Regions from separate parts of the Mus musculus genome. Here regions 1, 2, 3, 4, 5 and 7 are each linked to region 6. A link is a loop called in an ENCODE intact Hi-C map of the cell type or tissue named here. Cell type or tissue: left cerebral cortex. All regions are shown on one strand.

The links. A loop is a pair of places that touch in the nucleus more often than their neighbours do. Peaks named below come from ENCODE experiments on the same cell type or tissue, not always from the same donor. Only the 100,000 strongest peaks of a DNase experiment are listed, where the experiment ranks them.
Region 1: a loop joins it to region 6, with 3 times the contacts of the local background. A loop is called at or near these places in 2 of 42 quality-filtered maps.
Region 2: a loop joins it to region 6, with 7 times the contacts of the local background. A loop is called at or near these places in 5 of 42 quality-filtered maps.
Region 3: it touches region 6 in a loop (7-fold over the local background); 4 of 42 quality-filtered maps call a loop at or near these places.
Region 4: a loop joins it to region 6, with 8 times the contacts of the local background. A loop is called at or near these places in 3 of 42 quality-filtered maps.
Region 5: it touches region 6 in a loop (3.0-fold over the local background); 3 of 42 quality-filtered maps call a loop at or near these places.
Region 7: it touches region 6 in a loop (2.0-fold over the local background); 2 of 42 quality-filtered maps call a loop at or near these places.

Annotation. Positions count from the first base shown.
Region 1 is chr15:68,533,617-68,537,616 of GRCm38, reverse strand. No RefSeq gene overlaps it. Among named protein-coding and RNA genes, the nearest start is that of Gm25987, 140 kb to the left of the region's middle. In left cerebral cortex, no CTCF peak of the experiment used is centred here; DNase peaks (open chromatin) are centred at 1,861 and 2,118; H3K27ac peaks cover 1,561 bases.
Region 2 is chr15:68,926,177-68,930,176 of GRCm38, reverse strand. It overlaps Khdrbs3 (KH domain containing, RNA binding, signal transduction associated 3), which reads right to left and starts at 1,757. Exons shown (of 9, transcript NM_010158.2): 1 at 1,344-1,757. The coding sequence starts at 1,431. In left cerebral cortex, a CTCF peak has its summit at 1,906; DNase peaks (open chromatin) are centred at 3,098, 3,472, 3,620, 3,972 and 5 more places; H3K4me3 peaks cover 2,481 bases; H3K27ac peaks cover 3,619 bases.
Region 3 is chr15:68,432,640-68,436,639 of GRCm38, reverse strand. No RefSeq gene overlaps it. Among named protein-coding and RNA genes, the nearest start is that of Mir30d, 93 kb to the right of the region's middle. In left cerebral cortex, no CTCF peak of the experiment used is centred here; DNase peaks (open chromatin) are centred at 458 and 1,573; H3K27ac peaks cover 1,586 bases.
Region 4 is chr15:68,752,367-68,756,366 of GRCm38, reverse strand. Gm49415 (a long non-coding RNA gene) reads right to left here and starts at 1,081. Exons shown (of 3, transcript XR_003951645.1): 1 at 448-1,081. In left cerebral cortex, no CTCF peak of the experiment used is centred here; DNase peaks (open chromatin) are centred at 1,336 and 1,740; H3K27ac peaks cover 3,449 bases.
Region 5 is chr15:68,572,362-68,576,361 of GRCm38, reverse strand. No RefSeq gene overlaps it. Among named protein-coding and RNA genes, the nearest start is that of Gm25987, 97 kb to the left of the region's middle. In left cerebral cortex, a CTCF peak has its summit at 1,592; no DNase peak of the experiment used is centred here.
Region 6 is chr15:68,808,569-68,812,568 of GRCm38, reverse strand. No RefSeq gene overlaps it. Among named protein-coding and RNA genes, the nearest start is that of Gm49415, 55 kb to the right of the region's middle. In left cerebral cortex, no CTCF peak of the experiment used is centred here; DNase peaks (open chromatin) are centred at 1,351, 1,825 and 2,431; H3K4me3 peaks cover 228 bases; H3K27ac peaks cover 3,397 bases.
Region 7 is chr15:68,902,871-68,906,870 of GRCm38, reverse strand. No RefSeq gene overlaps it. Among named protein-coding and RNA genes, the nearest start is that of Khdrbs3, 24 kb to the left of the region's middle. In left cerebral cortex, no CTCF peak of the experiment used is centred here; no DNase peak of the experiment used is centred here.

The DNA of each region.
Region 1 (4,000 bases), 270 kb after region 6:
CTGCCTCACTTCATCAAATGCCTGGATTCAGGCATAAGGACCTGAACCCTGAGCTCAAGCAAGCACATGTAATCGGGGCTTGACAATACATATCTCTAAAACCCCAGTGCTGGGGAAATGAGAAGTAGAGACAAGCATATCCCTGAAACACACTGGCCAACCAGTCTAGTCAAATTAATTCATGACTTTGGGGTTCAATGAAAGACTTTGCCCCCACCAGTGAAGGTAGAAAATGAATAATCAAGGAAGACACCCAGCATGAACTTCTGGCCTTCATATATAAATGTGCTCACACATTCACATGCACCCTCACATTCATGAATGAGAGAGAGAGAAAGAGAGAGAGAGAACAAGAGAGAGAACAAACACAACACTCGGGCTTGAATGGACATGTGAGCTAAAGGAAATGAAAGAATCTGGATTTTATGAGAGGCCATGAGCTCATTGAGACCTTCTGAGTGATCAGGGCTCTCTCTCTCTCTCGAACATTAATATGACAGCACATGTTTCCTAAACAGACAGAGCTGAGAAGGCAAACCAGTGGGGAGATAGGGAGAAACTTTAATTGTTCCACTGAGACACGCTGAATAGAAAGACGTAAAGAAAATAGAAAGAGTAAGAACGACATGTAACTTTACCTTGAACATAAGACAGAATTCTCGAGAGGCAGATACAGCTGCTATTCAACTGCATTCTCTAGAGAGGTTGGAAGAGTGGGGAGCGGGCAGAGTGAAGGGGAGAGAAAGAAAGATTGATGGGGAATAGAACACACTTTGTGGTGGTGGCACTGTCCGATGGCACAGCCACTGTAGCGAAGTCAAGCAGATGTAGCAAAGTGAATGCGTCGCTGGTCTCTGCTAAGGGTTGGTGTGTTTGGTCTTGGATAAAGCAGTGGGTGGATAGAGCTGATGGGTGAACAGCAGAGGAGTAACATCCCACAGAAGTCAGAACTTAGGCAATGAAGAAGAGGAGCGGGGAGGAACTTGAAATAACTGGGCTGCATCAGGAGCAAGGAGAAGAAAAGGGATCAGACAGTGGACCTTCTCTTTTAGACCCCAGTTTCTCCATTTTCCCAGCAGCAGTTAGCAGGGAAGGGTCAGAAAAGATGACTTCTAAAGTCCTTTCTGGCTCTACGACTTTGAGATTTGATGTGAATCTGCTCTCTGTGCTTCTGATCTATGCTACTTCCCTTCCATGCTAAGCCAGCTCAAAGGTGCTGCTAGATACATTGGCAGTGAGATCCAGGAGGCCAGGCATCATCTCCACTTGCTCCAGAGGCCCCTTTGGCCGGGTTATTCTGGGCTGGCGTCATGGTACCAGGCTTCTTTTCTGTTCCCTGTACATGGCTTTTATGAAGGTCCCTAACGAGCCTGGTGCTATTGTGCATTTTAGAAATCTTATCTAATAGGGGCTCGTGGAGCATAAATTAACCCCAAGGAGCAGAGCTGTATTAATCCCCGTGGTGATTATGCATTAGCCAAAGAATTTCTTCACCTATTTTAAGCAGCTGAACCCAGACTGTCTGGGGTGCTTTTCTACTTTGTCTCTGTTGCCAGCCATTCATTTAGATCATCTACCTTCTGCCTCCTCTCCACCCCCAACCCCCATGCCAGCTGCAGAGGCCTGAAAGGTCTTTGGCAGAGTGGAAAGAACACGAGCCTGTGCCCCACAGACCTGGCTCTCAGGCTTCTATGTCTGTCTACATAACCTTGGTCAAGTTACTTTCCTTCCTCGAGTTCTGGTTACCTGACTTGAATCAGCGATAAGTGTGTCAACCTTCCCGAGACTGTGATTTTTTTAAAAAGCAGCATTTGCACAGCACTGTCTGCACAGTGGGTGCTCATTCCTTCCTCGGCCTCCCTCCCTGCAGTTAGCATCCTGCCTGTGTTGAGATGACCCACGCTGAGGACTGCTGGCCAAGAAAGTCCCTTGGGATAGGAAAGTAAAAAAAGTGTCTACTTTAGGTTTATACTTCATAGCTGAAAATAGCCTTAATTAATATTCCAAAGGCATTAATGAGGTCTTCAAAATCAAGTAAAGAAAAGAGCTACACTGTACATTCATCAAAGGTGTGTTGTACCTAGCAGAAGACTTTCTGGGAAGGAAACCAAGGCGTACCAACCCACATTACCCGCCACTCCAAGCTTGAGTCACGCTATTTTCTAAATCAAAAATGATAATTATAGACTTGTCTTGCAAGCAGGCAGGGCATTTCTCCTGAGAAGTTCGGAGGTATAGCTATTCTGGGGGCAGCAATCAGAGAGAAGAGTCTCACCTTGTTCCTCAGCCTTGCAGGGAATGGACCCCCTATCCCCCATTACAAATATGAGGAGATGAGGGCACAAAAGCTACTGGTGGTGAACTGCCCTTCCTCATGAAACTCCTGGCAAGACAGGAACTCAAAGTCCATGGTACTTTGCAGTTTACAAGTCTCTCTTTCAGGCTTTGTCTGGAACTGCAGTGACGCTGAGGGGCCCATGAGGTGGGATAAAGGGCATCATGATCCTGTGACAGCTGAGGTCACTAAAGGTCATCAGGAGGAGGAAAGTCTTTCCTGTCATCTCAAAGCAAGAGACTGAACCAAGGCACAGTCCCACATTGTCAGACCCACCTCAGGCCCCTACAGTCACAGGCATTCTTGTATCACCCTCCAAGTGTACAATCTAGGACAGAAGAGCTCCCCGGTTAGCCTAATGGTCCTGGATCTCTTGCAGCAAGTTTAGCAGGGAGGTATCTTCAATAGGGTAAACATGCTCAGTGCTTGCTTAGTATTCATATGTAGGTGAGCTGTAGGCATCTCACATACTGCATTTATGTCTCATGACTACCCTGTAAGCTAAACACTATCTCCATGCTAGAGCTGAGTCATGGGAAGGACCTGTGCCTTGATCCCAGGCCCTAGGAAGCAAGCAGAAAGCCTGAGATTCAGCCCCAGATGTGACCTTGCTCTAGCTCCACACCATTGCACGTTCGTACTTGTTTATACATTCACTGAACAAATTCCTGAGCCAAGCCCAAGGCAACACTGCAGTGAGCAGACACATTGTTGATGGATGGTATTACACCACTCAGCTGCCACTCAGCTGATCCAGATACCACCTGTGGAGGTACACCCACAGGAACAGGCAGACACACTTTCTTCCCTTTGTGCAGAGAGGGCACTAATGCTCACAAGGCAGGATCTGCTTGGCCTCTGGTTTGTAAACATTCATTTCCTCACTTAGCCTTTGTGTTAAGGTCTGCAAACTCAAGACAGGCCAAAACCCAGCTTGGAGAAGGGAGGTGAGCATGAAGTCCCACCCTTAGTGAAGGAGTTATTGGCAATATATATTAGCCACTAGGAGAGGGAGAGAGAGTTTTCTTCAAGAGTGTTGCCCCTAGGAAGCCAACTACATCCCAATGGAAGACTACATATCCAAGAAATTATAGACAAAACAAATTTGAATTAATGAATTAAAAGAATAAAAGAGGATACAAAACTGGGTGGGTCAGGAAGGAAGTGGATCTAGAAGTTGAGGGGGGGGGTGAATATCATCAAAATACATTGCAGAATCTTCTCATAGAATGATTTTTTTTAAAGAAAAAAGTTCTAGATGTAAAAGAAAAAACACTTTTTAATTTGATGTTTTTGTTCTAGAAATGTTCATGTAACTTAAAGTTTAACCTCTTTAAGTGTACATTTCAATGGTGTGCAGTATATTCATATTAGTGTGCAAGTGTCAGCACCACCCCACTGCAGGATTTTAAGGCAAAACTGAAACTCTGTGTGGAATCAGCACTATTACCTACTTTTCTGAATCCAGTAACTATTATTCTACTGTTTATCTATATTAATTTGAGTGTTCTAGGTACCTCATACAAGTAGGATCATACAGATTTTATGCTTCATCTGAATTATTTCACATAGCATGATGAAAAATCACTTTTGATGCAAATATCAACCCATCATCATAACCCACACATTAGAAAGATACTTCATAGTCTAAGTGTACATATGTAC
Region 2 (4,000 bases), 120 kb before region 6:
TGACTTTTTTCACAAGCTCCGGTATATTAAAGAAATCAAAATAAGCATGCCACTAACCATTAACGGGAGAGGCTGGCAAGCATATTTCTGTTCAAAGAAGCTTCACTTCTTGGAGAAAGTAATTCTCTCCACACCACCCCCACAGGAGGACAACAGCCTAATCCTGACAACTGTCTACAATAGGCAAGTAACAGAGGTCGTGGTTCTAAAACATAGGTGTCTACACACAAATAGAATATGTCTGCCTCATCTTTCTCTCCCAACAATAAGAGTCAGGACCAGCGCTGTGAACAGCATACCCCCAATAGGATCCACTAGACAAAGTGATTCATAAAAATGGTTACAGATCTGACCAGATAATGTTTCTGTCATATCCCTTAAAAAGAAGTATGGAAAAGGAGAGGGGTGAAAAAAAAAAAAAAAAAGAACCAGAGGTTCCCAGACCATCTTCCTCTGAAACATGAACCATGCTGGACCCGGGTGTCGCAGATAGATCCGGTAAAGGCAGGCTTCATTTACCTTCCATCCCAACAGATGATTCAGGAAGCCAGAGGAGAAGTAAACCTGAAGAATACTGTCCTGGGTAGGCGTGCCTCCATAAACCCCAGTGTCCCTGTCCTTGGCACTTCCCGGTTCCTTTTACCACCCGCGCTGGTTGGAGGAGTGTGAAAAATGGCACAGGCGGGTGGATCGTTTGGCAATGTGTTCAACCCTAAGCCTGACACCAATGAGGGTCACCCGACCAGCTTGTCTCAAGAAGAGAAAAGAGCGAGCAAGAACTGGCTCTCTGGCGGGCCTCCTCTACCAAACTGAGACCTTCAAGGGCCGCCTGCCTGCCAGGCTGGCATGAGTGCCCGCCCCCAGGAACAGCAAACTGCCCAGCCGGCGGCCGCCTAGGCACACACAGAAAAACCGTGGGAGAGAAGCTGGGCTCCTCCCTCGGGGCCGCTGGAGTCCTCCCCTCTATCGTGCTTGGAGGATCTGACCCTAAACCTCTTCCAAGGTCCCCAAACTTCACTAACAAACCAAGCACCTGTTCCCTTCACCTCCTGCGCAGCAGATTCGCCCAAGCCCATCCTTATCCCTGATGCGCTTTCTTGCAGCTCCTTAGATACCCCAAACACCCCAGGTCCCAGGGCGTCCCACTCTCTTTCTCTCTGGTGGACTCATCCAGGACCAGTCCAGACACAGGCTCCTACACGCTCTCTGTCCTCCTCCCAGAAGTTTCCCCTGGGTCCACCAGGGTCCCCAAGGAAGAGACTCCAGTCCCTTGCTGATGTCGGGCCTCCTCCCTCCTCTCCGGAGCCGGCTACGCGGGTGCCGTTAACGGCCGCCGAGCTCACCTCGGTTCACCAAGCGCAGGGCGTGCGTGAAGGAGGGGTCCAGAGAGTCCTTCTCCGCCATCAGCTCCGGCAGGTACTTCTCCTCCATGCTCGCCGGCCGCCGGGCCCGCTTCTCCGCCCCGCGGCGCGCGCGCGCCAGCCGCCCCGCAGCCCGAGCCGCCCGCCCCCGGCGGCGCGGACCCCGCCAGGCGCCTCGGCGGCTAAGCCGGGCGGGCGGCCGGGCGGCGGCGGCGGCTCGGGGCGGGCGGCGGCCGCTCAGCCCGGCCCCGTGGAGCCCCAGATCACCGCGCTGCGGGCCGCGGGCTGCAAGGCGGCGGGATGAGCGAAGAGAGCGGGCTGGAAAGCCGAGGAGCGCTGGCCAGTCTTGCTCGCCGGCTGCGACGATGCCTTGCTCTGCCACGACCCGCCCCGCGCGCCACCCCGCGCGCTCTGAGCCGCCGCGCAGTGCCCCGCGCCCTCCCCGCCCCGCCCGCCGCGCCTGCGCGCTATGCTGACCGCCCGGCGCGCGCCGCCTCGTGGGGGCACTGGGACTGCGCGGGCCCGCAGCGGGGACATTGTAGGGGCGCTTCCGGTCCCTAGATCAGGGGTCTCCATCCAGGGCTCCCCGATGAGCGTCTGTAAGCTGTCCAGCATTGCCTTGTATGTGCAGTCTGGGAAACTGAGGCTCATGGGTCAAGTGGCGCGTCCAAGGTCACCCGTCCTAGCCAGAAGGGACAAGGGCAGAGCCTTTGGAGCCCAGGTTCATACTGCCAGGCTCTGGGAACAGGCAGTGCGACCAGACTCCTGGTTTGCCAAAGCACCACGAACTTGCCCAACTTAGGTCGCTTTGCTGTCCGCTGCTATTTGTACGAAAATACCGCCGGGCAGGACTTAAAACGCCAGCCTCCTGAGACCCTTGGCGCAGAAGTCGGTTACATAAAAGCGCCTGCCCTTCAGACTGTCTTTGTCTTCCGAGACTTGCTCCGTGTTGCCCTTCTCCTTATATGGTGGTGTCTGGACGTGGATGAATGAGTCTCTCTAAACTGTCTCCAGTAGGGAACCTACCACACCACGCATGGTGGTGATGTCTTCTGTCGCCCTCCGACAGGCAACCAGACCCCAGCAAATGCTCTCCTAGGCTCCTTTTAGATCCTCTGAGGTGTGTGGAATAAATGTCTCACACTAGACCAAGGACTCCTGAGTCCCTGTTCAGAGGATATCATAACCCCAACCTCGATAACCAGAGTCCCTTGACAGTGCTCAAGACTTCCCTAGAAAAACCTTAATTGCTTCGTTTTTTTCCTCTCCCTGTACTCTAAAGCCCTTCACAGAACTACAACTCCGCTTTCACTAGCCTAGGGCTATCTTGGGGAACAGCAAATTTTGTCTGAGGGAGAGGTCTCTAACACCTGTTGTCAGGGACGGATGTGGAGAGAGCGCCAGAACAGTGTGCTGAAGGAATCCCCCAAGCACCTGATCCCTTTTCCAGCCTTGTGTGGACTTGGTTGCAGGTTAGGTACTACTGTAGCGTCCCCGACAACAACCTCCCCCTTGTCTCTCTTTAGTCAGAACTGGCAAGTGGCAGTAAAATACAGTGGTTAACTAGTTCTGACCTTTTAGCAAACTTAGGTCATTTGTGCCTCAGTCTCTTCATCTATCCTATGGAGATGAGAAAAGATTATTTCTTAGGAACCTCATAAGGATGTACTATTTCACAATCACCAGGCACAAAATGAAAGCCAGACTGTTCTGTGGCAGTCTCCCTCGCATGGCTGCTTTCTGAGGCAGAAGCTTCGAAAGGCAGCAGGCAACACCATCTGTGTGCTCCTTGATGCTGAAGACAGAGCACAACCCCAGCAGAGCAAGCTCATAAGGGTAGATCCTGCTTCTGACCCTGAGCCCCATGCCGGTCTGGCCATGCAGTGTGGCCCAAGTCTGAGCCTCACATCTGGCCCCCCAAGAACTATGTTATGTCAGCAGTCCCTGACATAACATAGTTCTTGGGGGGCCAGATGTGAGGCAGTTGGGGAGTTCTTAAGGGAAGGTTTTTCTCCCTTTACATCTAAATAGAAGCACATGCCTCTTGCTCTAGTCTCCCTAGACTTGAATTCCAGGGATCCTCTGACAAACACTACTGAGGAGAAGAGGCAGGCAGAGTGCCTGGTGAAACAGCGCTCCCTGCCCCGTGTCTTCCATTTTCTGCCTCGGTAGTAGTCTAAACTTTCACTGATGAGTATCTTTATTAAGCAGTTACTAATTATCTTTATTAAGCATTTACTAATTATCTTTATTATGAGCATTTACTAAGTGCCAAGCTGCTCTGGCAGCTTTATACATCGTCCTCTTGATACCTGCAGGAAAGATTCAGTTTATCACCATTTACTCATCAAGAAATCTCCAAGGCTGAGGAATTTTATACTTTGCCAACTGTGCCACCACTGGCAAGCTGAGATTCCAGGCCCTCCTAGTCTGAACCCTTCCCACACCTAACCCTTTCCCGGGTAGTGATCTGAGCCTGATTAGATCTCTGTCCCTCCTCCAGTGGTGCTTTTGGCAGAGATGTCCCGCCAGCAGCTGGGGAGGAGGACTGTGTACCATGAGGCCTACAACAGAGATGCTAACGCGCCTGCTCTGGACCCTCCTCCTCACAGAACTCTCCAAGTGGGCAGGTGCCCAGC
Region 3 (4,000 bases), 380 kb after region 6:
TGTTTTCTAAAGTGAGATGCTGCCTGATGGAATCAGCCAGACCTTTGCTTGGAAAGCCAGGGGTCAAGATCTAGATCTATCTTGAAATCCCTCTGTGACCTTGACTTTCTCTGAAACCATTTAATTATCCCCAGGAGCATCAAGCCTGACTCTGAGACCTCAACAGGGGTGCAGCTGAGATCAGATATGTTTTCAGATATAAAAATGCTTTAAAGAAAGAAACCATCCAACCAATATGATTCGGTGCTTATCCTGTGTGCATCAAACCTCAGTCAGAGCAGAATTCTAAAGCCATCTGAACTCTCTAAGCCTTTAGAACTGTGGACAGGAAGAACAAGGTATGTAATTTTTTGTTGTTGCTTTAGAAGCTCAAAGAAGGACTAGGAAATCGTGACTTCCAACACTCACAGCTTTGAGTTTCTGTGGACAGCTGGGCCTACAGATGACGTCATCTGGCATGAGTGAGAAAACCTCCCTTCAGCAGGAAGGGATTTGCAGGAAGGAAATATCTGTCATCTGTGTGTGAACAAGGGGTGATTAAACGCTCTGCACTTGATCATCCACCTGCAAAATGAGGCTCCATCCCTCAACTGTCCATGGGAGAAAGGACAGGAAGCCACAGGAGGCCATGTCCACCACAATCCTACATTAAGGCCTTATGTGTGATCTCACTATGGAAAATACCATACGGTAAAAGTCCAAGATATACATAGAGGTTTAGAGGCACAATTTCCTATCTCTGCTCACAGTGTAGAAGAAGCACAGCCTGACACATAAGAGGGAGAGGAGTCAATCGACTCACTGGTGAATCTGGATACTAGAACATGACTGTGGTATGAAAAGGATGTTTGCCGGGACTTTTAACAGCCTGGGGAATTGTTAAAGATTGCTGACTGTGATGTGAAGGTATGCGAGCACCTGAAAATAATGGTCACCCTTCAGAGGCCACGTGAATGAAAGGAAGACAAAGCATGAGGCTGGCAGACCCAATGAGGAAGGAGACTTTCTGTCAATCATCTCTTCATCATCTTTGAATCTTAAGATACAAAGGGGCCATCCGTGCTGGTGTAGGGGATGAGCTCTAAACTAAGCCACCATGTCTTTCCAACTCTCAGTACTCACGGCTGAAAGGTTAAAATCAGAGTTGCCTTCCTGGCACCATGCTTGGGCAGCTCCCACAGCTGGGGTGGTAGTGACCTGAAAAGCCAGACAAGAGGAAGAGACTATAAAGCCAGAGAAAGCTCTAACGGGTATATTGTGATCTCAAATGATCCCACTCCACATTGGGGAGGAATCTGAGCCCTCCAAAGATAGGTCTTCAGGATAATAACATGGATTAATGGCATCTGTGGCATTAGAGAAAACTAAACGAAAGATTCCTGGAAGCTAAATGAAACACACAGAATAAATTTTACTGAGAGGCAAATGTAGCAGGATGCTGTGCAGATAAAGTGTCTACATATCATCATGGTGTAGGTGTTAGCCTGGCACCTCTGCGGAGCAGGTGCTATAACATCCCATGAAAGTCAAAGCAGGTGCGGCTCAAAGATACTATGTAACTGTGACATTGAAACTCAGTTTGCAAACTTAGTGTCCTTTTGGTCAAGGCAGTAGGGATACTCCAACAAAGCCTCTGACTAAATGGGTCACATTCCTGGCAGCATATAGTAGGAAGGGGCAAGGATCAATTGATGTCCTCATGATCTAGAGACAAATAAAGGAAGGCTGATGCAAGGTTGTTTCATAAAGCTCAGCCGTATAAGATCTGGACCTGTGAGTTAAGGGAAGCCACCATGTACATTTTAGCCAACCCTGAAGAATCAGGAGAAGGGAATGGGGAGGAAGGATGCTGTGCAGATAAAACACAAAGAAAACTCCCGGTGTTCTCTGCATTTATCTCTGGAAGTTGGGTTAAGGCTACCGACTAGCAGAGGATGATGGGAGCAGAGATGCATGTCTAATTCTAGGGCAAGAGATAAGAAAGCAAGTGTTTCCCCCATCACTCTGCTTCCCTGCTCAGCAAGTTTTAAAAAGTGGGTTGTTAGGGAGGCAGCATAACATGGAACTAGCTCAGCCTGTTGTTACTAGTGAGAAGGAAGTTCTCCTCCCAGATCCACACACTTCCCCTCAGGACCCAGTTAGGCCTCAAACCAGAACACTAACCACCTCCTCCATTCTACCAGCTGCCTTCAACGGGCTTCTCTACACCCTGGTCAAACAAAGATCAAGCCACTCTACTGCTGAAACCTAACCTGAGCAGCTGAGAATCTGGCTCCATGGCGCTCCTAGACTTAAGTGGAACTGTGCTGTATGGTGTAAGCTCTTGCTCCTCCCTCTGCCCCTACATCAGCTAAATGCACAGAAGAGTCGATTTTCCAGGAACAAATGGACAGTGTGGCAGGAAACAAGAACTCCCCAGGAGTATTCTGCCCCTTGTTACCCATGAAATGGTTACATGGTAGTGCAGTAAGACGATGCTATAGGTGATCAGGTGTGTCCCCTTGTAATGCAGCAGTCACTCAAGGATGCACCTACTGCTTCTCATTCTCCGCCTTTTTCCTTTGTCTCTCACACTGACATCCCCACTGCCCCAGGGTGACCCACACAACAAAGGCCTAAGCTAGCTTGTCAGTGCTTTTTCGTGTCTACACAAGGCAGGGCAGTTAAGGAAAGAGGACAGAAAAGAAGCAGAAAAGAAACAGGATCTCTGAACCTCCCAGAAACAGAAGCAAGAATCGCAAGCTAAGAACACGGCTGACATCACTTTACAGAGTTAATTTGCCCTCTGCTATGCTTTCACTTCTCCCTCGTTCCCATGATGATTAGCCAGAATACCTGTAACATGGAAATACTCTAGAGAACCGCATTCCAAGGTAGCAGGAAATACAGAGATGGATGCTGAAGGGATTCCATCTTAATCAACCGTTGACAGAGCAGAGTAAGGGAGAAGTCTGAGTATTAAGTACTCCGTGGCAGTATCATAATCAGGGCAAAGACTGAAACCCTGAGCCTGTCGATATGCAGTGCACACCCACAATAATGAGAAGAACTGTACAGCCAGAAGAACTGGGCTGCTCACTATCACTGCAATTCAAGAAATGCCATTGTGATGGTTTGAATAAGAATGGCCCCCACAGGTTCATATAGTTGAATGCCTAGTCACCAGGGAGTGGACCTGTTCGAAAGGATTACAAGGATTAGAAGATGTGACCTTGTTGGAGTAGGGATGACCTTGTTGAAGCCACTGGGGGTGGGCTTTAAGGTTTCAAAAGTCCATGTATGTCAAGCCCCATATCTTGCCTGTGTGTGTGTGTGTGTGTGTGTGTGTGTGTGTGTATGTGTGTGTGTGTTGATGTGTGTTAGTGTGCGTGTCTGTCTGTCTTTCTCTCTGTCTCTGTTTTTCTGTCTTTATCTTTTTTCTGCACTTGAATCCAATGCCATACTCCCCACCATGATTAAAATGTACTCTGAATCTGTAAGCAAGCCCTCAATTAATTGTTTTATGTTATAAGTGTGACTTTGGTGATGGTATAACCTCTTCTCAGCAACAGAACAATGGCTAAGACAGCCAGTCATGCTGCTATTTTAAAATCAAATTGGGTCCATCTCACCTCATCAGCCAAGAGAGGTGCTGAGCCTATTCTGAGATGAAGAACGGAGGCGACTCTCTTGTGATACAAACACTCAGTGTCTGTTGAGCACTTAAGGTCAGATGTGGTCCCCAACTTTAACTCATTTAATCTTCACAACATTTTGGGTAAGAATGTTAGCATCTACATGTGATTGTGAAGAAACTAATTTTCTAAGGTCAAGAACGTGGTGGGGAAAGATTTTGACTCTTACTGAACCCCTAAGGTCATGCTACTGAGACACTAGAGTGTGCGTGATATGAAACATGGGGCATGATCTGTTTTCTAATTACCATGATGGCAGCTAAACATCCTCCCTGTATAATACTATGAAGTCCATTAGAAGGCTGGGTTTTGCAGAACCACATATT
Region 4 (4,000 bases), 56 kb after region 6:
TCTTGGTTTTTATCTGGGCCTGTAGTTTTTTAGTTTCTATTCAAAGTAGTGACTTTGTCACCTGAAATTTGAAAATCCATGGCCAACTTTTTTTTATTAGATATTTTCTTCATTTACATTTCAAATGCTATTCCAAGAGTCCCCTATACCCTCCCCCTGCCCTGACATGGCCAAATTTTATGCGTGTGAAATTTCATTTTTCTTGCACCTTAGTGATCAAACTACATGCATAGAATTGACATTTCCCTGCCCCTTGGAATTCCTTCTGATGCCCAATTTCCAGGAATGGAATCTACAGATTGTGTGGTCACACTGAAATCTGTAGATACAGGAAGATGGGTTACAGTAAATGGCACTCTCAGAATGACAAGGATCAGAAGAAGACAACACAAGCAGATTGTGGTACTGAATTATGGCAATGTTGAAGCACTAAGAAGATGAACTTACCTAACCAGGTGTCTTCTATCCACAGGAGAGAGGCATTCTCTTCAGACTGAATGCCAAAGTTACATAAGCTATGTAGAGCAACGGGCACATGCCATACTATTTTAAATTAAAGATTCTCTATTGCCCAAAGGCCATGTTTGAGACACATGTTTGAAACAAAAACTACAGGAAAAATGACTTAAGTAGATTTGAAATATCTAACAGTCTATACTCCAGAAATACATCTATTAATTTTACATATGTGCATCAAAAATTCCAGAACAACCTGAAGTGGTATATAGACTTGAGGAAAAATAAATAGTTGACAGGTCTTAGTCTTGTTAAGCCTTCTCAGAGTCCTTTCCTTGGAGGCAAGATTGGCTTTTGATTCTGGTGCCGAGGCTTCATACCTAAGGTGAGGAATATGTTAGCTACTGCAATGGAAAGGAGGGAGCAAGCATGCAGCCAGGCAGCACCTTGTAGAGCAAATAGGGAACTGACATTCTAGAGTCTAAAATTAGAAATTACATCATGCTCTGGGGATTCCATCAGACTGGTATTTGCTGCATTGTCATCACTTTCTGAATAGTCTTAATATTCAGGAAATAATATTCTCTGAGGAAAAGCCAGCATCAAGGTCAAGGTCTTCAGTGTGTCCTGTCTCCCTTCCATTCTGCCACTTCTCCTTTATCACATCTTGCCAAAGCTATTTATGTCTGTGGAGAGTTAGCAGGAAGATCACATATTGTACAGAGAATGGGGTGTTAAATTTATGCAAAGGGAAGCAATGTGTTGTGGCAAAAAATTATTTATTGCATGGCATCTCCCTTGAGGGTTAGTCTCTTGCTAGAGTTTTAAGGATGGCAGCTCTATATTTGTCTTGTGGCAGAGCCATCCTCCTGCCTGACGCCCACTGCCAGTGCCAAGAGCATTTATGTAAAGTCGTGATGCAAACCTGCCACCTTTGGGAGGCACGATCTGGTCTAACAGAGTGTGTTTCCTCAGAGTCACTTGTGTTCTGAAAGGGGTGCGTTTTCAGCCAGCAAGGAGGAAAGATGAGAAAAGTGTTGGGAATCCTGGAATCATCACACATTCCAGTAGACATTTTGTTGAAGTCTGAGGATTTTAGGAAGTGGTGTGCTGTCATTTAGTAAAAAATAATTTAAAAAAAAAAAAAAGCTACATGCCATGTCTAACCCTTGCTAGTATGGGTCTTGGAAAGTTAGTTGACAACTATGAGCTTCTTGTCTGTTGCTTAAATTTGAATATGAAACACACTTCCAGGCTCATGTTTTTAAGGTTTCTTCCCAGCCAGTGGTGCTATTTGGGGAGATTGTGAAAGTTTTAGGAACCATGTAGCAGCTTGTGGAAGCAGGTCATTGAGAGAGAGCCTTCGAAGATTTCCTTGGCCCCCAACTTCTGCTGCACTCTCTGCTTCCTGGTCTGGAGCTATGTGAGCAAGTCTTGACACAGATTTCCACTGCACTGAGCTCACCTGCTCCACCATGCCTTCCCCACCACCATAATGAATGAAGCCCTTTGAAACCACAGCACAAGCAAACCACCCCTCCCTTACACTATCTCTGTCAGGTCCTGCAGTCACAGCCATGCAAATGATAGGGAAAGAGCACTCCTTCTCGTCTGTACTGTGCTGTGAGAGGTGAAGCTCTGTGTCACAGGAAGATGCTAGATTTGGGTTCATTTCTCCTTCCACCTTTAATAATATTAAATACTAATGTAAAGATGATCTTCTCCTAGGAGCATATGACTAACTCTCCTTAAACAGAGATAGCAAATGCTTGGTACACATATCCACACCTTCCTCCTTCCTTCCTTTCACCCGGCATTTCTTTGACTATACTTCTCCTTGAAGACATTTCAGGAGTCTTCTTGACACGGTGCTTCAGGTGATCACGAAAAGTCGGAGGAGATATAAAGTCAAGCACTTCTCCATCTGTGAGCCACATCATGTTCATAAATTATTCTGTTGATTAGTACATCAGGAGCGTGCAGATGGTTTTAATGTACATTAAATGTACAAATGGCCCTCTAGGTGCTTAGAGGACAAGCACTTGTGAAAGATGTGCCAACATATTCTGATTCACACATTGCAATCACAGAATATCGATCTCTGTTTTGGACATTAATATCCCACAGCATATGTTCTTAAGAGGACAACTGTGTCAGCTCATCTTCAGCTTCTCTGGCATGTCCAGGGTCATTGCTGCTTAGGAAGGCAGTATGCATCAGAGGTGAAGGAGCGAATTTTATGGTAAGATCACCTCTGCTTTGTCTAAGTTATATGAATCTGGCTAAGTTAAATAAGCTTACTGAGCCTCGGTTTCCCAATTTGTACAAGGAACACAATGAATGCCCAATGCCAGGCCGGTTGTGAGGATTCTAAGAGATGGTTCAGGTAAAGGACAGAGTAAAGCCACAGGCTTCTTATCTTCAGCTGTGTTTATTATCATTACTCTCATTGCTATCATCACTATCATCATCATTGTCATACCCAATAACATCAAAACAATCAGCACTAATATCACCATTCAGTTCATTATTACCATCTTCACAATCATCATTACTGTCATCATTATCACCAGTATGACCATCATCATTACCCTCATCACCCTCGTCTGGAATTCCATACAAAATGGAAGATTCCAAGAAACCGAAAATAAGTCTACAGAATAATAAAAAAGAAGCTGGGAAAAGCAATGCAACAGAGCACTTACTTGGCATATCCAAGTAGTTCAGACAGAGTTGACAATGTAGTTGATGATACTATAATTCTCACATATTGGCTTCCCTGTCCTTGGAAGCTTCTTATCCTGATCACCTTATGGTTCCTCCCTCCCACTTACTCCACTAGACCAAAGTAAAGCATTTGTATCACCATGGACCTCCCACCGAAGAGCAAAAGCAGAGGCTCAGGTCATCAGGAGCAGACATAAATAAGCAACAACAACAACAAAATGTTTCTTATTGGAAATCACAGTGATCTTGGGTCTGTTGTTACTTTAATAGAACTTGACTGGGCTAAGGTGTTGGTATTTCATCCTTATGACCCATAATCATTAGCCATACAAAGGATATGAAAGAGTTCCTTCTCATATAGAAATTTACTCTGTTAATAACAGCTATATGGAAAACAGAGAGGAATGCCTCAGAGGGTACTGCACTCCATAGCAAAGGAACTATCTAGAAGATGTATTCCTGTATTCACATCTCCTCAGTTTTTAGGAGGAAGTGGGTCAGAGATCATCATCAGGACCAGTCATTGAGTTTAATGTGCTGATATTTACTAACTCAGGGAAAAGATGTATCATACACATTGTTTTCAAACATACTTGACCACAGAACCCAACACATCTCACCAGTAAAATATCACTATCACTCTGCAAAGAGCACCACGTGGTAAAACTGCTTTTTATAAAACATATTTCAAGAAATGCTGTGTTGACAGCCTCATGACTGGAACTGGGTTTGGGTGACATAGTATCTCAGAGGGGTTTTATAGCTCTAAGGGCTTTCTGGGTTAGTCATGATCTGAGCCCTTAAAGAGGATGCCGAA
Region 5 (4,000 bases), 240 kb after region 6:
TTTATGTCCTGTCTATATTATGCAGTTTACAGGAGGCAAACCTACAATCACTTGTGTAGTAAAACATGACGAGAACACTGATATCTGAATGAATGGAAAGGAAGGTGCATACAGTTGACAAAGTTCCCATCCCCGCTTGGGCATGCAGCACTGAAAGATGAATGTTAGGAACAGGTAGTGTCCTCACTGCAGACTCATGGATCCAAAATATTCCTATCAAAGTCTAGAGTACATGTAGCTAGAGACGAAAGGCAATTAGCCTGAAAGAGAAGGTCATTGGCAAGAGAGGATTGCTAGTGTGAAAAGTCCATTATCTTGATAAACTTTGACCTTTCCTGGTTTGCAGCATAGGACTGGAAAAAGTTAGGCTATATATGAAAAATTCATTCTTAATACATGGACTGAGAATGAAATCAATCATTGGGGGATGCAGGATAATAAAGCTGGCAGGGGAAGAAAGAAGAGAAGAACAATGCTCTACTGAAATGCAAAGTCTGAAGAAAGCTGGTTTCAAAAGCATAACATTTACATTAGGCACACAGTAACCAGGATTGTGGGTCTGGCTCCTAGCTTAGGGAGACACTGGTGGGTATGCTCTGGCATCATGACAATGTACATGGTGGGAGATGTCTGTCTTGCAATAAATGTTGCCACTGTGAGGGACTCTAAGTCAGACTGTCTAAGTTGGGAATGTAAAAGGGAGGCTTCAGGACATAAACAATAGTATTCCTAGTTCAAAATGGAACCAATGGTGTCAGTGTTTGGAAGTTGATTATGGGATGGATCCCCGGGTACGGCAGTCTCTAGATGGTCCATCCTTTTGTCTCAGCTCCAAACTTTGTCTCTGTAGCTCCTTCCATGGGTTTTTTATTCCCAATTCTAAGAAGGGGCAAAGTGTCCACACTTTGGTCTTCGTTCTTCTTGAGTTTCATGTGTTTTGCAGATTGTATCTTGTATCTTGGGTATTCTAAGTTTCTGGGCTAATATCCACTTATCAATGAGTACGTATTGTGTGAGTTCTTTTGTGATTGGGTTACCTCACTTAGGATGATGCCCTCCAGGTCCAACCATTTGCCTAGGAATTTCATAAATTCATTCTTTTTAATAGCTGAGTAGCACTCCATTATGTAAATGTATCACATTTTCTGTATCCATTCCTCTGTTGAGGGACATCTGGGTTCTTTCCAGCTTCTGGCTGTTATAAATAAGCCTGCTATGAACATAGTGGAGCATGTGTCCTTCTTACCGGTTGGAACATCTTCTGGATATATGCTCAGGAGAGGTATTGCTGGATCCTCCAGTAGTACTATGTTCAATTTTCTGAGGAACCACCAGACTGATTTCCAGAGTGGTTGTACAAGCTTGCAATCCCACCAGCAATGGAGGAGTGTGCCTCTTTCTCCACATCCTTGCCAGCATCTGCTGTCACCTAAGTTTTTTATCTTATCCATTCTGACTGACACCATTGCATACACTAGCAAGATTTTGCTGAAAGGGCCCAGATATAGCTGTCTCTTGTGAGACTATGCTGGGGTCTAGCAAACACAGAAGTGGATGCTCACAGTCAGCAATTGGATGGATCACAGTGCCCCCAGTGGAGGAGCTAGAGAAAGTACCCTAGGAGCTAAAGGGGTTTGCAACCCTATAGGTGGAACAACAATATGAACTAACCAGTACACACTCCCCTGCCCCCGAGCTCATGTCTCTAGCAGCATATGTATCAGAAGATAGCCTAGTCGGCCATCATTGGAAAGAGAGGCCCATTGGTCTTGCAAACTTTATATGCCTCAGTACAGGGGAACTCCAGGGCCAAGAAGTGGGAGTGGGTGGGTAGGAGAGTGGGGTGGGGGAGGCTATGGGGGACTTTTGGGATAGCACTGGAAATGTAAATGAAGAAAATACCTAATATAAATAAATAAATAAATCTTAAGGAAAAAAAAAGGAACCAAAAGGCAGGAGCAGAGAGCTGATACCCATATTGGTCTTGGATCTGCCATGAAAGGGAGGATGTGAAGGGTACCAACTGCTTGTATGATTGAAACTTACCCCAAAGACAGACTCCATCACCGATGCTCCCTAAATCATACTACCTGAAGTGCAGGTGGTAGATATGATACGGGTATTAAGATGTTGTCACCCCAATAATTGTGAATAATTTTGAGAGTGCCATCCATTGTAAAAGATTAAGACATCAGAGACTAAGATGAGGCTCATGTACATGGAAATGTGGAAGAAAACAATGTAAAATGCTCTTAAATGTACAACTTGATATGCCAAGGCATGTTGATATCCATGGGAGATCTCACCTTCTCTGAAACAAAAGGCAGAAGGTCATAAGGGGAGGGAAGCAGGAAGGGAGGGGCAAGGGAGAGGGAGAAAAGGAGGGAGGGGAAGAATAATTTTGAATAAATTAAAGCAAAAACAAAAACAAAAAATGTAGAACTCTTGTTAGGGATTCCTGTTTTAGACACCTGCTTGCTCACCCACTTCCTGGAAGAGTTAAAAACAAAGAAGTAGAAACAAACATTTGAGAAATGAACTTAAAACAAAGACATGCTTGTTCTCAATCATCTGAGGAGATTCACGGAGAGTCCTACAGGACACTTGAGGAAGCTGTATAACTTTTGGGCACCCTATGTGTCTGAGAAAGAATCCTTTAAAATACTATGCTATAAGCTCTCTGATAGGGAGGTCTTTTCACAGTCACCATTATATTTCCAGAATTTAGAATGCCAAGTGTTACACTGCAATTGCCCAAACCATTTATTCTACATGAGAAAACGCATTTCTATAATTTCCATTCATTTGTCCTTGAAACAATATCTAAATAAAGATCACCTGTGAGCCATATTTTATTTGAGAACAGCTGGTTATCTCAGCTTAAATGTTACAGGGCAGGTTCTCCTAAAGTAGAACCAGAGAAAGGTGTGTGTGTGTGTGTGTGTGTGTGTGTGTGTGTGTGTGTGTGTGCGCGCGCGCGTACATATTACTCACGGCCAACTGACACTGGGAGATGTAATATATATATAATGTATATATGTAATATATACATTATATATATATAATTTAAAGAACATATTTATAGATTGTAATTAGTTAATGATCTTGAGGAAAACCCTACAGGATATAGGATGACTCTAAATTCATTGATTGGTTTCAACTAAAAGAAACAGGAGCTAAATATGATTATGACATATAGACATAGAAAAGCCATAATGAGACCCAAGTACATGAAGTAGAGATGAGAGACATGTTGCCACAAAACACAGAACATCAGAGCCACCTGGAACTGACAGAAAAAATAAAGAACTGTGTAAGAAAACCTTTGGAGGGACCATGGTTGCTTGTAACTTGAGTGTAGATGTTTGGCCTCAAGAACTGTGGCCAATGCCTGTTATTTCATATCTCTGCATGAGACGCTTTACTGATGGATTTAATGGAGAAACTGTGTTCAAGAAAGAATGAGACGTGGAATTATTTCATTCTTCAGGCAAAGGGTTTATTGGAGATCTGGAGAGGGGAGCAGGATCTAAGATAAAAAGGTTTCTTCCTACCTCAGGAGAGCAGAGCCAACTCTTTTAAGGTTCCCTGTAAGGAAGTAAGGAAGTGAGAGGAAGTAAGTTTGATGTGACAGGAGTCATTTGTCCTGCCTATAGTAATTCTCTCTTTAAGACTTTTCTCTCTGCACTTGCTATGTCCAAGGAGGGAAACTTTACTTCACTTATTTTTCTTTTTTTCTTTTTATTAGGTATTTTCTTCATTTGCATTTCAAATGCTACCCCAAAAGTCCCCCATACCCTTCCCTACCCACACTCCCCTACCCACCCACTCCCACTTCTTGGCCCTGGCATTCCCCTGTACTGAGGCATATAAAGTTTGCAAGACCAAGGGCCCTCTCTTCCCAATGATGGCCAACTAGGCCATCTTCTGCTACATATGCAGCTAGAGACACGAGCTCCAGGAGTACTGTTTTTTGGTTTTTTTTTTTGTTTTTTAAAGA
Region 6 (4,000 bases):
GATGTGGCACAATAATTGCCTTGCATTTGTTTTTAGGCTTTGTTTCGTCAATATCAGTGTGAGGGGCAATTTTCCTTTATGTGTTCATTTTTGAGATTATAAATTAATCACAGCATCTCCCCTTCCCTCCAAACCCTCCCGTATACCTCTTTCCACTTTTCCTTCAAATTCACGGCTTTGTTTTTCATGAATTGTTATTGCATGTATATAATATACATATACATATATGTGTATATATATATATATATATATTCAAAAAAGTAACCTGTTGAGTCCATATAATGTTGTTTGTATGTATGTTTTTAGGACAAGGTGTTGGGCACTAGACAACCAGTGTGCTCTTCCCTGGGAAGGACCACTTGTCTGACTCCCAGTTTTCCTCAGTTGCCCGCAGTTCTTTGGGAGGCCTTATGAGTTTATCTCCATCCAGTTTTGGTATGCTCATTATTGTCAGCCTTGTCCAGCTCGTGTTTGCGTGGTCCTGCTGGTGACACTTTATGAATAATCTAGATTGCCAATTTGAAGGAATCTGAAATCAACTAAGAAGCGTGCCTCAGGGATGGTCTCAGAGGGCATCACTAAGGAGCATTAACTGGGAGAAGATCCTTCTCCAATGTAGGTGGTGGTCAGAGCAAAAGGTGACACTCAACAGACTAGGCATGTAAAGCCTCGTTTAGTCCTCCCGTCTGTCAGGTAAGAACAGCAAGTGTGTGTCCAGTTGAGGAAGTGAGAGTTGTAGGCTGGGGCAATGACTCATTGGATCACCTCATTCAGAAGGTGATTCAGGGTGGCTTTCCTAGGACCAGACCTGGATAGGGGCAAGAGTAGAGTGATGTCTTAGGAGGTTTCTTGAGAGAAACATCATGAATAGGGAAGTACAACAAAGGGACAGAGACAAGATAAAAAAACAAAAAAGCCCCCAAAACACTTAACAAGCAGCTTCAAGACAAATCCAAAGGCTGCTGCCCAGTCCACAGGGAAGTGCCAGAACTTTGCATATCACAGACAAACACAATTCACTTGCTCCCAGTACTCATCCTTTGATTAAGGGTTATACCTGGCAAAGGCTGATCTTCAATATTTGGGGTTCTCTCTAAAGGCATTTCATCAGCAGAAGCAGTAAGTAGTATCCAGGAGGTTTGAGGTGGCAGGGGGTGGGGGGTGGTATCAAGAGTAAGGTTTCACATAGAGAGCCAGCATGTGAAAGATGACAAAGGGATTAGATCTAAGGCTGTGAGCTATAACCACAGCACCAAGAGGATCTACTAGAGGTGCATGAATAAACAAAGCCTCCGCAGAGGAGGTGACATTTAAGAGAAGGAGTGACTAGCAGTGGAAGCTGGCATGAGATGGTATGGAAAGCACCGCAGAGCACAGTAGGTTGGAAATGGACACTAGTAAGTTCCTCTTTAGCCTTCTTGCTTTATACAGGTAAGAGGGAGGGAAAGTGATCTCAAACAGTCTGAGAAGCTTGCCCAGGGCCACACAATTCTCGAGGTCACGGGGAGCTCAAGGCAGACCTTAATTCTGACATGCCTGGCCAGATGAAGGGGACAGCATGCAAGAAAGTCTCCTTTGTTGGCAGGGCATTGAAGTGCTGGAGAGGTGGCTCAGGAAGGGCAGTGAAAGAGGTAACATCCAGGATCTCTGCCTGCTGCACACCCCACCCCCATACTCGCATGTTATTTCTTAGAACAGAAGAGCCTCTCAAGTACATGGATACGACTGAACAGACACAGTTATAAATAAAGTGACAGATACCATGGCAACAGGGGAAGCAAAATGAAATGCATCATCTTATTGTAAAGGGCAAAACCTACTCTATATATACAGCAGCGAGCGTCTCCGTCCTCTTTCCAGCCCTTTTTTGCACAAACACTTCAGACTTCACATGAAGAAGGTCTGCCTCCTCAGCAGCAGTGATTCAGTCACATAATGTATGTGTATTTTTGTACATGTCTCGGGCTCTCTGTGTGCTTATGTATTCAGTTATATAAAAAGTGGCTGGGTCCCTGTCTATGGAGACACATACCGGGATAGATACAAACATAACGGTAAAATAGTAAAATGGATGGATGTAGGATCTGTGGCAGATCATAATTTTTAAAGGTGGCCACAGTGATATTTTATTTCTCCTTGCTTGCCTATAGGGAGACCTTGATGCTCTCGTCCTTGCTCATAGAGTCTGGAAACATTCATGATTACCTCATCCAAGTACGCGGTCCATGTGATGTTACGTGGCTTATGTGGATTCATTAAACACCAGACATCTTCCTCTGGTTCTTCTTGAGATATTCACTCCATGGAAAACCAGTCCTTACACAGAAAGGCTAGTGGCTTTGAGCCTTCCTCCCACTCCCTACCCTGGGAAGACTACAAACTCTAACCCAGAGTATAGGCTGCCGTTAGTCCTACAGCCACCATGCTGGAGATGTGAGCAAAGCATTCTGGATGCTTCAGGAACAAGTTCCCCAAAAGACTCCAGGAGATGCCTCAGAGAACAGAGAATCAACCACATCCCGCTCACATTTGCAATCCATTGAATTCACGAGTTGTAATAAACGGTTGTTTCTTGAAGCCACTAAACTTAGGGAAATCACTTATACTAGCATAAATGATGGCAATATTCCCACAAATATCAAAGTAGAACCCATTTTCATCTGCCCATCATGTACCCCACTCTAGACTGAGACTACATGGGGAAGCAGCCCAGACCACACCAGATGAGAAAAGTGAAGTTGACACCTAGGGTGATGGTTTATTAGTTAAAGCCCTGGACACCAAAACATGAGGATCACAGTTCAAATCCCTAGAGCCCCCATGAATGCCAGGTTGGTAATGGTGGCTTACTTTTGATCCCAGCCTTGGATGGTAATACAGCTAGCAAGCTATTGAGACTCTCCATATCAGGGAACTCTGGGGTTGACAGAGACACTCAGCCTCAATGAACCAAAGGGGTAGAGCAGTGCAGATACAGACATGAACCTTGGGCCTGATCATGCATACTCACACATGAACACATATCCCATACAAGGCATACATGCCAACCACACATAAAAAAAATGGAAAAAGGGAAAAAAACCCTGAAAATTGGAGTTGAAATGACTCCAAAATATGTCCAAGATGACAGAGCTAAGAGAGACATCTGTTTCCCTGGGTTCAGTGTCCCCTTCTCACGACAAGTTGACCACTAAGATCACAGGTCTAGCAACAAGATCACAAATTGACCACTAAGATCACAAGCAGAAGCTAAGATCTGATTGCTGCACCCTCTTAGCTTTTCCTTCCCTCCATAGCTTCTTCCTCCCCTTTCTCTGCCTTGCCTTTTTTTTTTTTTAGAGGAATGGATGCTACTATGTATACTCTTCTGTAACTCGCCATTGTCCACTAACAGATTCCTTAGCTAATTCACACAGATCTGTGGTACTGTTATAAATAGCACAGTGTAGCACACTGGCTAGATTTACTCTAATGCATTAACCAGTCCTCCTGAGGGTGGATATTTTGGGTTGTTTAAATCATTAATTTTCACCCCTACAAATAATGTTTTTAGGAAACGACCTTGCACATGCCTCTCCATGGCCCAGTATAATTATTTTCCTGGAGCCACTTGCTGCACATCAATAAATTGAGCTCTGTGGAGGTTTTGTTCGAATTCTTCTGACTGTATACTGACTTGTGTTCAGTCACAGCCTTCACAACAGGGGGGAATTCTCCCCTGACTTTTATCTCTGATGATGGCATTCTTACCATGTCTGTTGAAATCTGATGAAAGTTGATGTGGTGGTGAGAATATAGTTTCCTTACCTCTATAAAATGATAAAAGGGTTTTTTTTTTTAATGCAGTTGAAGAGAGAGGTTGGAGGTATGAATCTCAATGTTTGATTGTACTGGGATTGAGCCCACAGTGACACCATAGATAGGTCATGTGACTGTCTATGCCAATTCCTTTATCTCTGAAGTGGACATAGAGATTGTGTTTTCTCGTAGGATCCACATC
Region 7 (4,000 bases), 94 kb before region 6:
CAGTTTTTATCTTTCCTCAAATTAGGGCTAATAACAGAATCATTTTCATAGATTGCTGAAGATTGAATAATAAATGGCTCGATAAATAGAAATGATTATTATTATAGTTTTGGGATATAGAACTCTGCCCTCATGTCTCTCAGCCTTCTTTGTACATGGTAATTTTGTGTCTCATTTTGCTGTCCTGTCTCTAACCTTCCCTTAATGCTCAGTCCTGTGTCACGACCCCTGGGGATTTCATGCCTTCCAGAGGACAACAAGGTTAGAAGTTCTCTGGGCAACTGTTTCTTTATATCTGGTTATGTAGCTCTAAGGAACTTGGAGCACTAGTTGACTAAACAGCCCCCACTATACCACACACACACACACACACAAGTCTGTTAGTGGAGGTGTGACCAACTTCTCTTGCTGTCAAGATGACTCTGAAGTGACCTTGCTACATACTTGTTTAATTATCATCTTTGTACCTCCATTTCAGTTCCTCAAGTAAACTTTCCCACAGATTTTGGCCTTGAGCTTTGGGAAGCAGGAGCCTCCATTTTTAGAAGCAAGTATAGTGTAACAGTTAAGAATCTTGGGAACCAGACTGTCAATTCTAAAGCTTTAAGACCTTAGAAAATTTTACTTCACCTTTTCAGGCCTTGCTTGGTTTTCTTATCTGAAAGACAATGATCTTGACCTACACACTGTAGACAAGGTTAGACTAGGGCAGTATAGACCTCATGTTCTAGAAAACCCTACGTTGTACTTCCCATGCCATATGCCAAGGACCGAGGTCACATGCCACTGAGATCTTCTACATTCCTTTCCAAACTATGGCTATCTCTAAAAGCCTCCAGAGTTTGCTGCCCAGACAGCTCCAAAGTTATCTACTTTCAAGGCCTCTTGGGTTTATTCTTGGGTATTTGCCTGAAGGCAGACAGTGCCATGAGACCACTGGGTCTGAGGGCTGGTGGCGACAAGGTTCTTGAACCTGTAACTAAAGAGTCTGTGCACAGAGTATGGCTCCAGATGACGAAACTCATACTAAGGAAGAGGAAGCAGAGAGTTGCCCCCATGCTGTGCATTAGTAACAGTCCCTAGTATTAGTCTCCATCCCCAAGGGATGATGTGTGCTTTTTATTTTCCTGGGGGGAACTTGCTTAATTTACTTCATCCTACAGGAATCAATATAATTCACCTAATGGTGGGCTCCCATGGACATGCCTTTCGTAATTTGCAAAGACCTGTTTGGTCTGTTGAGAAGAACTAAGAGATTCTCCCATCAGAAGCTCATCTTAGGAAGATACTCAGATTCTGATCTCATTATGAGTGATGCTACCTGATTTCAGCATTGATTTATTTGGCAGTCAGTTGCTGTCCTTCACACAGCAAACCATCTTGTTCTCCTCCTCTTGAAATGCCTATGCTCCATCCTGGGTGATTTTCACAGGCTGGTTGACTCATTTTCCAGTAGCCTGGCATTCCTAGGGCACCTAGACCCAAGATACATTATGGCCCCATCCTCCTCCTCCTCTCTGTCCCATTATCTGTGAAAAACACTCAGATACCAACTCTTAGCTGTTGTTATCTTCTATGGATGCTGCCTCCAGCCTGATTAGTGGATATCCAGACACCTGCCAAGTGAGCCAGACTCCAAGGACTGCTTTGCCCAGAACAAAAGGTACAGCCTAGGTGAACAGTCACAGTGAGAGGAGGGCAGCACCTGCTCAGCACACTGCTCTGAGGCCCCTAAAGCCTCCTCCTGCAGTGCAGTGTCAATGGGGTCATGCTTCATAATGAACAGATAATGAGCTGCAGAAGCTCAAACAGAGGACTTTCCCTTACTTCGTTGTTCCAAGAGCCCCACACAGGGCTGGAAAGAATGTGTGTTCAGTGAGTTGGTCAAGTGAATAAAGTAATGGGGACAGCAGGCAGAAACACAAGTTCTCACCGTAAGATTGCAAAGCAGTATGTGATAAGTGAAAGACATCAGGAACGTCTGGATTTTGCTTTAGGTTTTGTTTTTTTTTGTTTGTTTGTTTGTTTTGTTTGTTTGTTTGTTTTACATCTGTAAGGATGCCCAGGCTTGTGAGGACATAGAGAGGAAAGAGCTGGATGGTTCTGCATATCAGAATGAGGAAAATTTGAAGTGTTTCCAGACAATTGGGGTGGGAGAAGGTAGAGGAGAGCCACAGGCATGGTGTGTGAAGTAACACTTGTTACCCTAGCCACCAATTAACTAACTGTCTCTCTCTCTCTCTCCATGTGTGTGCACACATGCATGTACACATACATACATGTAGACACTACAGGGAAGCGGGTATAGTCAGGATTCTACAGAGAGACAAAATCAATTGTGCATCTGGGGTTTAGACAGGACGATTCATTCTCAGAACTGGACCACACTGTTACGGAAACCAAGAAGTCCCACGCCAGCTACAAGCTGGAGAACCACAAAACTTGGTGTTACAATCGGGTTGGAGATCATGGGCCTGGGAAAGTGGTAGCCACGGCTTTAAGTACCAGGATCCAAAGGCCTGAGGACAAAGATCTCTGAGGTTGGGGATGGAGGGAGGAGCTCCGACATCAAAGACTAGAAAAAGTCATCATTCTTTCACCTTCTTGTCTTTCTGACTCTTAGGTAATCTTCTCTCCTGTTGATGAGAAGATCTTTGCTCAGCCTCTTGAAAATTCAAATACTTATTGCTCCCAGAAATCCTTAGACACCTAGAAATGCTTTATTAGCTGCCGGGTACCACTTATCTCAGTCTGGTTGAACCATAAGAGAAACCATCATATAATAATGTATACAGCCTTCTTTTGTCTTCTGTTATAACAGAATACCCACAAATGGAGCAATAGAAACTTATATAGCATAGCTTTGCAGACCGAGATTCCCAAAGCATGGCACCATCTAATGAGGAACTTCTGGGTGCTTGCAAGCATGTGCCAAGCAGGACACAGCTCTGTGAGAAACAACCTGTGCCTATAGGAACAGCATCAGTCCATTCAGGAGGGCATTGCTACATGACCAGTCACCTATAAAGACCTCTCTTTATTTTACAACTGTAGGTGGGTAGTATTGATGATGCTGGAGATATTTAAGGTGATGCCAGCTGACACTGACCCCTCATTTTTTGGCAGACACTGTTATGGTAGCTCTTCACAACTTCTGAAGTCTTCCTATGGCCCAGATGGAGTAACACCCAACATCTAGTGCAAGCCCTGCATTAGATAGATCTGCGTCCAAGTTCTTCTCTGTTAAGCTGTCTCTCTGTGGAATGCTGCAGTCTTCATCTATAACCTTAAGCTGTGATTTGAATATAGTGTGTCTTGCCAAAGGTCCATTATAATTGGAGGTTTGATATTCAGAGTCATGTCATTTGGAGTCTTTGGAGCCCTAGCCTAGTGGGGGGTCTTTAGGCCACTGGTTAAATACCCACAGAAGGATGCTCTCACGAGACCCCAGAAGATTGTTTGGTTTTGTCCTGAACATTTAACCCATAGCCTTCTAAATACCAGGAAAGTATTTTAAAAGAATATAGTTCAAAAAAGACAATAAAATCCTCCCTGCTGAGTTTGGGAGTGAACATTTAAACCATAGCACTATATGTAGAAATAGGAGCAAACTTGCTTTTACACTGGTATAAGACAGAGTGAGCACAGAAACTCAGGACGATAAAGAAGCTCTGAGAGGCAACTTCACAGCCCCTCTGGACAGTTGAACTGGCAGATACTGGATTTCCAACAGGGAAAAAAGTAAGAGAGATATGTTTGGTAATATTGTATCCAGGTTTCTCAAGCAGAGGGATCGACTGATATCCTGATACTTAAGAAAAAACAATGTCAGTACTGATGCTCAAAACCAGTCTTGGCTCTTATAGAGAAGATGAAAACAAGCTTACAGAAGGGAGGCCCAGAGCTGCATGAGCATACTCAATGTGGTCGAGAACAGAAAAGAACTATGGATGACTTGGCTTGGAAATGTGATGAGAGGCTTGGTCCAGGGTGGGAAGGA